Linked DNA regions of Homo sapiens: region 2 is linked to region 1. A link is a contact called in ENCODE Hi-C data. All regions are on one chromosome and are shown on one strand. Each heading gives the region's core, a stretch centred on a gene start or an enhancer-like site at or near the end of the contact. The rest is flanking DNA. Distances are from core to core; before and after follow the strand shown. Region 1 holds the start of DHRSX (dehydrogenase/reductase X-linked). Region 2 holds the start of IL3RA (interleukin 3 receptor subunit alpha).

Evidence for each region. Hi-C counts contacts between places; a loop is a spot of excess contacts on that map. Pooled maps may share reads with other maps.
Region 2: a loop to region 1 is called in a map with no recorded cell type, with 3 times the contacts of the local background. The contact joins the promoter of IL3RA here to the promoter of DHRSX in region 1. A Hi-C loop is called at or near these places in 8 of 37 single-sample maps with no recorded cell type and 6 of 50 pooled maps.

The regions. Positions count from the first base shown.
Region 1 is chrX:2,496,877-2,503,747 of GRCh38, reverse strand. DHRSX (dehydrogenase/reductase X-linked) reads left to right here and starts at 2,772. Exons shown (of 7, transcript NM_145177.3): 1 at 2,772-2,931. The coding sequence starts at 2,823. ZBED1 (zinc finger BED-type containing 1) reads left to right here and starts at 2,772. Exons shown (of 2, transcript NM_001171136.2): 1 at 2,772-2,931.
Region 2 is chrX:1,332,687-1,339,557 of GRCh38, reverse strand. IL3RA (interleukin 3 receptor subunit alpha) reads right to left here and starts at 2,773. Exons shown (of 12, transcript NM_002183.4): 1 at 2,632-2,773. LOC101928032 (a long non-coding RNA gene) reads left to right here. Exons shown (of 8, transcript XR_007068376.1): 8 at 2,042-2,284.

The DNA of each region.
Region 1 (6,871 bases), core at 1,523-4,022:
GGGTGCCCATCGGCACGTGTATGAGGGTGCAGACCTAGAGTGAAGGTGGAGGTCTGGGTCCTGGGGATGATAGGGTTGGTGATTTAGGGTCCCAGTGTTGCAGGAGAGGGGTCCCGATCTAGCCCCCAAGAGTGGGTTCTTGGATATTGCTCAAGAAGTAATTCAAGGTAAGTCATAAGAGTACAGGGAAGTTTTAGTTTATTAGAAACTATTCCATTACATGCTGGGTGTGGTGGCTCATACCTGTAATCCCAGCACTTTGGGCGGCCGAGGTGGGCAGATTACCTGAGGTCAGGAGTTTGAGACCAGCCAGGCCAACATGGTGAAATCCCATCTCTATTAAAAATACGAAAATTATTTGGGTGTGCTGGTGCATGCCTGTAATCCCAGCTACCAGGGAGGCTGAGAGAGGAGACTCTCTTGAATCTGGGAGGTGGAGGTTGCAGTGAGCTGAGGTTGCGCCACTGCACTCCAGCCTAGGCCACAGAGCCAGACTCTGTCTCAAAAAAAAAAAAAAAGAAAAAGAAAGAAAGAAAAAAAAAGAAACTGTTTTGTCATAGAGGTGTAACACCTTGTGTTTGTTTTAAAGCTTCCTTCTATAGGGGTCTGTCTTATCTATGTAAAAGCTAGGTTATGTCTGACGGCGTGACATTTATTCCTTAGTTGATTTAGAGAGAGCCATCCTTTGCATTTTCGCGCCCAAGCACGTCCATGCATGACTGTAATTATCTTTAACAGCATATGTGGTTACGCGATATGGCGACATCCAGACATTCCGCTGTCGTCTGTGTTTGTCCTTGGAGGCATTATTAAGTCATTTCTTCAGCCGTAAACATCTTATGACCATGGGCCGTGACCGGCAAGGAATGTGTCTTCCTGGTTTTTAAGATGGAGTTGATGATTAAAATGGTGTCACCCCAGCTCTCCCAGGCTCCTGTCTCCCAAACACAGCGGGTGTTAGGATCTGTGTGGAGTCCCGGATGCCAGGTCTGGGGTCCCCTGGGGGACCAGGTGTGGGACTGGGAGGGTTGTGGTGGGGTGAAGGTCTGAGTGTCTGGGTGGGGGGTTCCATGAAGAATTCCAGTAGGAGTCTGCTGGGGGGTCCATGTGGGATTTCAGCCTTGGCCCTGGTAAGGGTCTGGGTGGGGGTTCTGTGCTGGTCTGGGGTTCCCTGAGGGAGCCCAGGTAACTCTGTGGTTGTCTGGGGTTCCCAACCAAGGTCTGAGTAGGGGTCTGCTGTCCCAGTAGGGATCAGGGTGGGGAGGGGGCTCGTGGTCCCTGAAGTAGTCTGGAGTTCTCTGCAGGGGCCGGGAAGGGGGTCTGTGATCCCTGCAGGGTTGTTGGGGGCAGGGAAGTGGAGGGGTAGGTTTGGTGGGTGGTGTCTGTGGCCTGGCAGGAATTGGGGTGGGGTCTGTGGTCTCAGTAGGAACTGGGGTGTGGGGTCCGTGCTTGGGGCAGGTTCTGTGGTGTCAGCAGGAACTGGGGTGTGGGGTCCGTGCTTGGGGCAGGTTCTGTGGTGTCAGTACGAATTAGGGTGTGGGGTCCATGGTCCTTACAGCTGTTCAGAGTCCTCTGTGGGAGTCCTGGTCCATAATCCTGGCATGGCTCTGGGTGGTTGTCTGGGGTTCCCTATGGGGTCCAAGTCCTTGTGGTCCCTGCTGAGGTCTGCGTGGGGTTACATGATTCTGGCTAAGATGGGGAGGGTGGTTCCCGTGGTGGTCCTGGTCCCCTGCAGGGTCTGGGTAGGGGATCTGTGATCCCATGGTGGGGGTCCTGGCTGGGGCTTGAATGGGGTTCCATGGTCTTGGCTGGAGTGTGGGGTCTTGGAGAGGCAGTCCAGCTGGGGTCTGTAGTCCTGGGGGGCGTCCTGGCAGGGGTCTGTGGTCTTGTGGGGTGCTGGCTGGGGCCTGTGGTCCGGGGGGTGGTTGTGATGGAGGTGGAGGTCCTAGAAGGGGGCCCCAGTAGGGGTCTGTGATCCTGGAGAGGGGTCCTGGTGGTGGGGGTCCCAGTGGAGGTCTGTGGTCCTGGGGGGCCCTGGGAGGATCTGTGGTACTGGGGAGTCCTGGTGGAGGTCTGTAGTCCTGGTGGGGTTCTTGGTGGGGTGTCTGGGCGTGCCCCAGTGGGGGGGCCTGTGGTCTTGGGGGTCCCAGCAGGGGTCTGGGGTCCTGGGGGGTGTTCTTGGGAGGAGTCTATGGATCTGACTTGGGTGCTGGCTGGGGTCTGTAGTCCTGGGGGCGTCCTGGCTGGGGCTGTTGGTCTTGTGGTGGTGGGGATCCCTGCTGGGGTCTGCAGTCCTGCCGGGAGGGGGAAGGGTCCCTGCTGGGGTCTGTGGTCCTGGAGGAGGTGTGGAGGGTCCCTGCTGGGGTCTGTGGTCCTGGGGGGGATTCCTGGCTGGGGTCTGTGGTCCTGGCTGGGGGTGTGTGTGGGGGGTCCCTGCTGGGGTCTGTGGTCCTGAAGGGGGGGTCCTGACTGGGGTCAGTGGTCCTGGGGGCGTCCTGGCTGGGGTCTGTGGTCCTGGGGGGGGGGGTCCTGGCTGAAGTCTATGGTCCTTGCAGGGGGGGGTTCCTGGCTGGAGTCTGTGGTCCTGGGGGGGGTGTCCTGGCTGGGGTCGGTTGTCCGCTCGGGGTCCCCAGTCCTGCAGGCGGTGCGGGATCCCAGAGGGCCCGGGCGGGGTCTGGGGTTGGGGGTTCCCCGCAGGCCGGGGCGGTTCGGGGCGGGCAGGGGGCGGTCCGGGGCGCGCGCGTTTCCGCCGTCCGTCCGGGCGGGCGGGCGCAGAGTCCCGCGGGCGGCGCGGAAGCGGCGGCGGCGCGGCCGGGGCAGCCATGTCGCCATTGTCTGCGGCGCGGGCGGCCCTGCGGGTCTACGCGGTAGGCGCCGCGGTGATCCTGGCGCAGCTGCTGCGGCGCTGCCGCGGGGGCTTCCTGGAGCCAGGTCAGCGGGGCGGGGCAGGGGTCAGGGCTCCGGGGACCCGGGTGGGCGCGGGCTGGCTCGGGGGCGGGGGCGCGGGGGCTCCGCGTGACCTTGGCGAGGCGGTGGCGCTCCCGGAAGTGGGGCTGGGCGGGGGTCGAGGTGTGGCCGGGGGTGGGGGGGGGGCGGCGTGCGCGCTGGGACCTCCCCGCCCCGCGCTTTCCGTCCCCGCCGGCTCTTCTGCGCGCCTGGCCCGGCCCGACCCGGCCCGACCCTTCCCTCCCCGCGCGTGTGGCCTCCCCGCCTGTCCCGGGTCGGGCTCCAACCAAGCAGCCCCCGTGCAGCCGCCCCCCCGCGCACCCTGACACCTCCGGGCCATGGCCGGGGACCCGGGGGCTCGCACGCCCCGCGCCCAAGACATCAGGCGGCTCTGCCTGCCGCCTGCGGTCGGCCAGTGACCGCGCGCCCCCGCCAGGCCCCGGAGGGGAGGAGCGGGCGTCCCAGGGACCTCGACCCCTACCCACCCCAGGGTAAGTGAGGATGGGCCCTTCTCCGGAGGACGTCTCCAGAGGGGGCCCAGAGGCGGCTTCTCGGGCACTGGGGAGCCACGGAGGTCTGGTGGGGAGGGCAGGCCCGTTAAGTGGCAACTTTGTTTCCTTGGCCTTTGTAAACATCTCTGAGTCACAGATCTCCAACTTTGCAGGACTCGTTCACTGTCTGAACTCATCAGTGATGACCGCCACTGTGTTTTGTGTATGCAGATAACTTCTGTTCCTAGATTTGCAGGTTCAGAATTTATTATTATTATTATTTTTTGTAATAGGAAGTAGAGATGAAGTCTTGCTCTGTTGCCGAGGCTACTCTCGAACTCCTGGGCTCAAGCAGTCCTCCTGCCTCAGCCTCCCAAAGTGCTGGCATTACAGGCACCAGCTACTGCATCCGACTAATGTTTTAAAGTTTTGTAGACGGGGTCTTGCTATGTTGCTCAGGCTGGTCTCGAACTCCTGGGCTCAAGCGATCTTCCTTCCTTTGCCTCCCAAACTGTTGGGATTACAGGTGTGAGCCACCACACCTGTCTAATGTTTTAATTTTTTTGTGTAGCAATAGGGTCTTGCTACGTTGCCCAGGCTGGTCTGAAACTCATGGGCCGAAGCAATCCTCCTACCTGGGTCCCCCAAAGTGCTGGGTTTACAGGCGTGAGCCACCACGCCTGGCTAATGTTTTAAATTTTTTGTAGAGATGGCATCTCACCATGTTGCCCAGGCTGGTCTTGAACCCCTGGCCTGCAGCAATCCTCCAGTCTGGGCCTCCCAAACTGCTGGGATTACAGACAGAGCGCCACTGTGCCCAGCCCATATTCTCAATTTAAACCTAGAAACCTGTAAACAATTATTTGTGAACTGGAATAAAGGGAATGTTAATTCCATGTTAGGTTAAATGATACTTTGTTTCAAAAATAACAGTTTTCCAAAACAGAGCGTTCAGAGGGTCAGTGTGGTGGGGGTGGGGGTGTACGTTGCCCTGAATGTCTTAAATGTCCAGCCTAAGAAGAGAGCTGTTATTTCTGCCTCTGTAGACAGTTTCATGGCATGTCAGGAGGCCTCTGGAAGACACTACTGCACGCCTCTGGGAGACTGGGAGTCAGCCAGGCGAAGCGCTTGGGTGCCTTATTGTGAAATGACTTTTGACTTCCACTCTGCACCCACTGAAGGAATCCCAGGGGTCCCAGCGCCACCCTTTGAGAAGCGTGCCTGGAGTGGATGTTTTAAAATGAGCCTCTCTCTCCCGCCTCTAGCCAGAGAAAAAGAGCTTTGAGTTTTCTGTGAGCTAAGCTTTTCTTTTTCTGCCAAACTGGCCTTCAGTATTTTTTTTTAAACCCACTTAGCATAATTACAAATGCATAGAAGAAGGAGAGTAAAGGGAACTGTAGTCAGGCTTTCGGAGGGCAGGAGAGCATGTTTGTTTGAAGTAAGTAATCAGTTGCAAGGTGAACGGTTTACAGCTGCTGAACAATTGTGTGGAGTCTCGCAGAAGATTATGTTTATCCGGGCAGTTTTGCTTACAGAAAGGTCCCCTTAAACCTCCTTAAGGGCCTGTGTGGGCCCTGGCAGAAGAGGCCGGGGTTCCTGCAGCAGCTCACCAAAATGCTGGCCTTTGAAAAACTTGCTCTTTGTGCATTAGAAAAAGGGCTGGAATCTTTTTTTTTTTTTTTTTTCCCATTTACTGATTAAACAACAACAGAAGGTTGTTAAAGAGGACGAGCTTCTGGTGAAGTCACGTGTCTGCCAAGGGAATCTGTACCCGGGTGTGTATCGAAACAGAATGGCCTTCTCTAAAGATTAACTTAAGTGGCTTGCCCTCATCGAGCCCCTTCCTATGTATGGATTAAAAATAATTTTCGATACCAGTGGAGGAATGCTGTTGTCCTTGGTCTGCTGGTGGCCAGCTTCCTAAACGGCATTTTTTATTTGCTTCTCTCTGGTAGGCCTTCGCTGTTGGTGAGGAAACATTGAACTTTGTCCAGGGCATTTGAGCTAAGCTGTTTGAATAACCAAGAGGGCCAATTTCCCCACTGCAGATTGGAAGCAAGGGCAGTTTTTTCTTAGAACTTCCAAATGGAGCGTGTTCTTCTTAGGTATCGTACAAAGGAAATGCCTGGGTTACACCTTCCACATGAGTTGACTTACATGGTATGAGAAGGAAGAAATTGTGGCTGGAATCCACTCCTAAATGGTGTCTTCTTACAGTTCATCATGGAAAAACAAGATAATTACAAATTAATCATAGATGTTGGTCATGCCTTTACAGAGGGGGTTTAGAAGCAAATTGAGAATTCCCATAAGAGGGTCTGTCTCTGTGTTCTTAAGACTATATCCATGCGGCCCATTCAGTAAGTTGTATCTGTTGGTTGGATTTTAAAATAGATGATTTAATCAGTGCATTTAATATCCTAATATGGCATCAAAACTTGAACATTGATATGGCCTGAAATCTGTTGAAAATGATCATATTGAGTAAAGAAAGTCTCTACCCACCGGTATTAATAACAGGGTGATCTGTTTAGAAATTACATTTTCTCTGATACATCAATGAGTTTTGCAAAGGAGAGAAAATTGATGGTACCTGTAGTCAAGTCCAGTTCCAATACTGCCACAGAATTTTTCTTAAAAGTTCTATTGTAAATAATAGGCCACAGAATATTCCTTCACTTTCTGGGATGCAAAATGGATTCGTAAATGCTGTACCACAGGAGTGAGTATTTACAAAAAATATGCCAACTGGCCCACTTACAAAGCTATTTATAGAAGTCCTACTTTTCAAACTATTTTTTTTTTAACCTGTAAAGGGAAAGTTAATTCTTGTTGGTTTTATGAGTAGTGAACAGTGGCTATTAGAAATCAGGTAGAAGTAAAAACAGCAGTTTTCCAACTTCTTCTTCTTTTTCTTGAGACCAAGTTTCGCTTTTGTTTCCCAGGCTGGAGTGCAATGGCGTGATCTCAGCTCACCACAACCTCTGCCTCCCGGGTTCAAGCGATTCTCCTGCCTCAGCCTCCCGAGTAGCTGGGATTACAGGCATGTGCCACCATGCCTGGCTCATTTTGTATTTTTAGTGAGATGGGGTTTCTCCATGTTGGTCAGGCTGGTCTCAAACTCCTGACCTCAGGTGATAGTCCACCTTGGCATCCCAAATTGCTGGGATTACAGGGGTGAGCCCCTGCCCCCGGCCTCCAATTCCTTGATCATAGAATCTCTTTCAAAAAAAATGAGGACCCCAGACAGTTTTTGTTTTTGTGGATTATAACAGTCAATAAGTCATCCTGTTAGACATTAAAACAGAAATTTAAAACATATTTAACAATCTATTTAAAAGTAATGGTAACAGGCCAATTACATGTTACATACAAAAATGTATGTAATATATTTATTGTTTTTATATTTTATTTTTATTAAATATATATATTTT
Region 2 (6,871 bases), core at 1,524-4,023, 1.2 Mb after region 1:
CCTCCCAAAGTGCTGGGATGACAGGCGTGAGCCACCGCGCCCGGCCTAACATCTTTTAAAGAACCAAATGGCGTTAGCGTCAGTGGACCTTGCTTGTCTCCAAATTATAAATGGAAGGGGTGAGCCTGGAAAAAGCTGAGCCCCTTGAGGCTGGGGACGGGACTGAGGGCAGCAGGGAAAAGGTAAAATGAGGTTCCAGAGGCCTCGGAGCCCCTTCCTGCCTGGGCAGAGGGACCGCAGCCCACCTCCAAGGCAACAGGCAATCTCTAGAGTCTCCTTTCGGACAGAGCCTGTGTTCAGCTCATGGGCTCACCACACACAGTCACACTTGCCTGTAGGGGCTGTGGTCCAGGAAGATGCCTGAGTCAGAACGTTGGGAAATCTGTGCTCTTAACATTTATTGATTAATATTTTCATTGGCCAGGCGCGGTGGCTCACGCCTATAATCCCAGCACTTTGGGAGGCTGAGGGGGGTGGATTGCTTGAGGTCAGGAGTTCGAGACCAGCCTGACCAACATACAAAACATACTAAACATACAAAATCTCTACTACTCTACTAAACATACAAAGTCTCTACTAAACATACAAAAATTAGCCAGGCGTAGTTGCGGGTGCCTGTAGTCCCAGCTACTCAGGAGGCTGAGGCAGGAGAATTGCTTGAACCCGGGAGGTGGAGGTTGCAGTGAGCTGAGATCGCGCCACTGCACTCCAGCCTGGGCGACAGAGCGAGACTCTGTCTCAAAAAAAACCACCACTTCTATCTTCTAGAACATTGTCACGACCCCAAAAGGAGACTCCAGACCCATTAAAGACCCGTCCTTCCTCTTCCCCAGCCTGTGGCAACCACTCATCCACTTTCTGTCTCTGTGGATTTGCCTGTATCTGGACATAGGGAATAAATGGAATCATACAGACACTATGTATCTTTTTGTATCTGGCCTCTCTCAGGAAGCATGATGTCCTCAGCATTCACCCACATTGCCACCTGTGGCAGAGCCTCGTTCCTTTTCATGGCTGTGTAATATTCCACCGTGTGGCTGGACCACATTATATTTCTCCATTCATCTATAGATGGGTATGAGGACTCTCTCCACCTCTTGGCTAGTGTGAATAAAGCTGCTTATTCCTTTTCATGGCTGTGTAATATTCCACCGTGTGGCTGGACCACATTATATTTCTCCATTCATCTATAGATGGGGTATGAGGGCTGTCTCCACCTCTTGGCTATTGTGAATAAAGCTGCTTGTTCCTTTTCATGGCTGTGTAATATTCCACTGTGTGGATGGACATTATATTTTTCCATTCATCTATAGATGGGTATGAGGGCTGTCTCCACCTCTTGGCTATTGTGAATAAAGCTGCTTGTTCCTTTTCATGGCTGTGTAATATTCCACTGTGTGGATGGACATTATATTTCTCCCTTCATCTATAGATGGGGGTATGAGGGCTGTCTCCACCTCTTGGCTATTGTGAATAAAGCTGCTTGTTCCTTTTCATGGCTGTATAATATTCCACTGTGTGTCTGGACCACATTATATTTCTCCATTCATCTATAGATGGGTACGAGGGCTGTCTCCACCTCTTGGCTATTGTGAATAAAGCTGCTTGTTCCTTTTCATGGCTGTATAATATTCCACTGTGTGGCTGGACCACATTATATTTCTCCATTCATCTATAGATGGGTATGAGGGCTGTCTCCACCTCTTGGCTATTGTGAATAAAGCTGCTTGTTCCTTTTCATGGCTGTGTAATATTCCACTGTGTGGCTGGACCACATTATATTTATCCATTCGTCTATAGATGGGTATGAGGGCTGTCTCCACCTCTTGGCTATTGTGAATAAAGCTGCTTGTTCCTTTTCATGGCTGTGTAATATTCCACCGTGTGGCTGGACCACATTATATTTATCCATTCGTCTATAGATGGGTATGAGGGCTGTCTCCACCTCTTGGCTATTGTGAATAAAGCTGCTTGTTCCTTTTCATGGCTGCGTAATATTCCACTGTGTGGATGGACATTATATTTTTCCATTCATCTATAGATGGGTACGAGGGCTGTCTCCACCTCTTGGCTACTGTGAATAAAGCTGCTAGGAGGGACCTGAGGTTTCACCAGCCATCTGGAACATTCTGAGTCCCGCCAGCCTTTGAAAACCACTGAGAAACACTACAAGCAGGCTGGGGTCCCAGCCCCAAAAGCGGCTCCCCGGCTGGCAGTCAGCTCGCCCTGGGCGTGAGCTCATTGACTAACTGAACCAGCGCTTTCTAATAAACAGAGAACTCTAGCCATGTGTAGGTGTGTACATTTTCTAGCAAGCACACAGAAAAAGCAGAAAGCACTGTCAAATTACTCCTAATGCTATCACCTTTATAAACCCAAGGCATCTAACATGCTATGATGGCTTCAGCGTCCGATCCACTTACAAAAGGGTGAATGAGATCGCAAACATACTTCTCTGGTACCGGGTCATTCTATGTGTGGTGTGGTGCCCACACGGACAGCAGGTCTCAGCAGAAACCTGTTACATGCCAATGCCCCGTGTCTGCCAGCTTGGATTTGGGAACCCACAGTCCACCGCCTCCCCTGCCTGCCCTCTTTTTCCCTCATCCCACCCTGGAGGGGGGACCTTACCTTAAATGGAGATCAAAGTACTGTGTGGAAGAAACAGCCTTCGTGGTTCCAGTTGAGAAGATCTGGGGTGTCCTGATCCTAGGATGTTTCTGATATCTTCCCGTGTGCGCTGAAAGCAGCTTTCCCCGAAGAGAAACCGAAGGTTGTACTCCCCGATTGAGCTGTTTTATAACCTCCAGCTGGGGCCCCACCCCTGAAACTCAGACCCAATAAGGATCTGGCAGTGGGGAGGGGTGGGGGCTGTCAGAGACCCCCTTCTCTCCCACGGGCTGGGATCCTGGGGTCAGCAGCTTCGTAACCATGAACCTGACTTTCCTTGAAAGAAAGACTCTTTCTTTGAAAATTATCATGTTCCCGTTCTCATTTTTTTTTTTTTCTGCAAGTGTTTCTGTTTGCTATAATTAGAATTCTTGCTGGCTATACAGGCAGGGTTGGGCAACTTCCTGACATAGTAAATTCAGCCTTGGAGGCGTGAACGCTGGTGTCCAGGGGCTCCTGCCTGTGTTTCCTCCCTGTCTCGTGGGAAACAGCACCCAGACAGGGAGGTGGCCCCCGGTCTCAGATGACAGATCTTATTAAAGATATGTTAGTGGCCGGGTGCGGTGGCTCACGCCTGTCATCCCAGCACTTTGGGAGGCCGAGGCGGGCAGATCACTTGAGGTCAAGAGATTGAGACCAGCCTGGCCAACATGGTGAAACCCCGTCTCTATTAAAAATACAAAAATTAGCCCAGCGTGGTGGTGAGCACCTGTAATCCCAGCTACTCGGGAGGCTGAGACAGGAGAATCGCTTGAACCTGGGAGGCGGAGGAGGTTACAGTGAACCGAGATCGCGCCACTGCACTCCAGCCTGGGCGACAGAGCAAGACTCGGTCTCAAAAAAAAAAAAAAGATATCTTAGTGGTCAGGGGTGGTGGCTCACACCTGTCATCCCAGCACTTTGGGAGGCCGATGAGGGCGGATCACCTGAGGTCAGGAGTTTGAGACCATCTGGCCAACATGGTGGAAGCCCGTCTCTAGTAAAAATTTAAAAATTAGCCAGGCGTGGTGGCAGGTGCCTGTAATCCCAGCTTCTCTGGAGGCTGAGGCAGGAGAATAGTTTGAACCTGGGAGAGAGGTTACAGTGAGCCAGGATGGCGCCAGTGCCCTCCAGCCTGGGTGATAGAGCAAGACTCCGTCTCAAAAAAAAAAAAAAAAAGATATCTTAGTGGTCAGGTGCGGTGGTTCACACCTGTCATCCCAGCACTTTGGGAGGCCGAGGAGGGTGGATCACCCTGAGGTCAGGAGTTCGAGACCATTCTGACCAACATGGTGAAACCCCGTCTCTAGTAAAAAGAAAAAAGTTAGCCAGGCGTGGTGGTGGGTGCCTATAATCCCAGCTTCTCCGGAGGCTGAGGCAGGAGAATCATTTGAACCTGGGAGGCGGAGGTTACAGTGAGCCAGGATGGCGCCACTGCACTCCAGCCTGGGAAATAGAACGAGACTCCGTCTCAAAAAAAAAAAAAAAAATCTTAGTGGTCAGGCGCGGTGGCTCGCACCTGTCATCCCAGCACTTTGGGAGGCTGAGGCGGGTAGATCACCTGAGGGCAGGAGTTCAAGATCAGCCTGGACAACATGGTGAAACCCCGTCTCTAGTAAAAATTTAAAAATTAGCCAGGCGTGGTGGCAGGTGCCTGTAATCCCAGCTTCTCCCAAGGCTGAGGCAGGAGAATCACTTAAACCCGGCAGGCGGAGGTCACAGTGAGCCGAGATCACACCACTGCACTCCAGCCTGGTGACAAGAGCAAACTCTGTCTCAACAGAAAACAAACAAACAAAAACCCTTAGTAAAGTCCAGCCCTGAATGGGGCACTCACCAACCTGTCCCGGGCTTCTCTTTCCAACGCTGAAATCTGTTATTTCTGTTTACTCAGCACGCGCACTCCCAGACAGCCCTTCCCTTCCCTCTGAATGTATCAACTCTTCTCTGGTTCTCGGCACCCTTCCCAAATTCCACCCCAACCTCAGCCCTTCCCCAGAGCCTCCACCTTGCAGCCCGGCTCCTGTTTTTTTTTTTTTTTTTCTTTGAGACGGAGTCTCGCTTTGCTTGCTCTGTCATCCAGGCTGGAGTGCAATGGTGCGATCTCGGCTCCCTGCAACCTCTGCCCCAGGTTCAAGCGATTCTCCTGCCTCGGCCTCCCAAGTAGCTGGGATTACGGGCACCTGCCACCACGCCCGGCTAATTTTTAAATTTTTACTAGAGACGGGGTTTCACCATGTTGGCCAGATGGTCTCGAACTCCTGACCTCAGGTGATCCACCCTCGTTGGCCTCCCAAAGTGGTGGGATGACAGGCGTGAGCCACCGCACCTGACCACTAAGATATCTTTTTTTTTTTTTTTTTTTTTTTTTTCTGAGATGGAGTCTTGCTCTATCACCCAGGCTGGAGTGCAGTGGCGCGATCTCAGCTCTCCGCAACCTGAGCCTCCCAGGTTCAAGCGATTCTCCTGCCTCAGCCTCCCGAGTAGCTGGGATGACAGGTGCCCGTCACCACACCCAGAAAAGGAAGTTTGAAATGATGGGGTTGTAAATGTGATGTCAACTCATGGCTAACCGCTTCCTTATTTTTTTTTAACTGGATATATTTAACGTACAAACAAGATGTTTTGATACAGAATTAACTCTTAGGCAATGTGCAGGTTACAGACACTGCCACCTCGTGCACTCAAAAATCCAAATACAGGGCGGGGCCCAGTGGCTCACGCCTGTAATCCCAGCTCTGTGGGAGGCCAAGGTGGGTGCATCACCTGAGGTCAGGGGTTCAAGACCAGCCTGACCAACATGGCGAAACTCCATTTCTACTAAAAATACAAAAATGACCCAGGCACGGTGGTACATGCCTGTCATCCCAGCTACTCAGGAGGCTGAGGCAGCAGAATCGCTTGAACCCAGGAGGTGGAGGTTGCAGTGAGCTGAAATCACGCCACTGCACTCCAGCCTGGGCAACAGAGTGAGACTCCATCTGAAAAAAAAAAAAAAATCCAAGTGTGACTTTTAACTCCCCCAAACCGTAACAACTAACAGCCTAGTGTTAACCAGAAGCCTTACTGATAACATAAACAGTTGATTCATACATATTTGTTATGCTCTGTGTATGCTATACTGCATTCTTGCAATTAACTAGGCTACAGAAAAGAATGGTATTAAGAAAACCATGGCGGCAGGCCGGGCGCGGTGCCTCACACCTGTCATCCCAGCACTTTGGGAGGCCGAGGCGGGCAGATCACAATGTCAGGAGTTCAAGACCAGCCTGACCAACATGCTGAAACCCTGCCTCTACTAAAAATTCAAAAATTAGCTGGTTGTGGTGGCACATGCCTGTAATCCCAGCTACTCGGGAGGCTGAGGCAGGAGAATCGCTTGAACCCGGGAGGCGGAGGTTGCAGTGAGCCGAGGTCGCGCCACTGCACTCCAACCTGGGCAACAGAGCAAGAATCCGTCTCAAAAAAAAAAAAAATACAAAAAGTAGCTGGGCATGGTGGCAGGCACCTGTAATACCAGCTACTGAGGAGAATAAGGCAGGAGAACTTCTTGAACCTGGGAGGTGGAGGTTGCAGTGAGCTGAGATTGTGCCACTGCATTCCAGCCTGGGCGACAGAACAAGACTCCATCTCAAAAAAAAAAAAAAATTAATACAAACACCCTGGCATGCTTGGGTCAGTTTTTTTTCCTTGGTAACATCTTACAAAATGAGGGTTGCAATGTTGCAACCTGGAGATTGATACAATCTTACTTGGGTGTTCCCAGTATTACTAAGCATTCAGTTCTAAGTAATTTTATCACATGTGTGGCTCAAGCCTGTCATCCCAGCACTTTGGGAGGCCGAGGTGGGCGTATCACGAGGTCAGAAGATCGAGACCATCCTGGCTAACACGGTGAAACCCTGTCTCTACTAAAAATACAAAAAACAAAAAAAATTAGCTGGGTGTGCTTGTGGGCACCTGTAGTCCCAGCTAGTCAGGAGGCTGGGCCAGGAGAATTTGGCTTGAACCAAGGAGGCGGAGGTTACAGTGAGCCAAGATCATGCCACTGCACTCCAGCCTGGTGACAGAGGAAGACTCTGTCTCAAAAAAAAAAAAAAAAGAAAGAAAGAAAATAGCCCTTTAGATGATCAGTCATTCTCCTATAAAGACACACGCACACGTATGTTTTTGCAGCACTGTTCACAATAGCCAAGACTTGGAACCAACCCAAATGTCCATC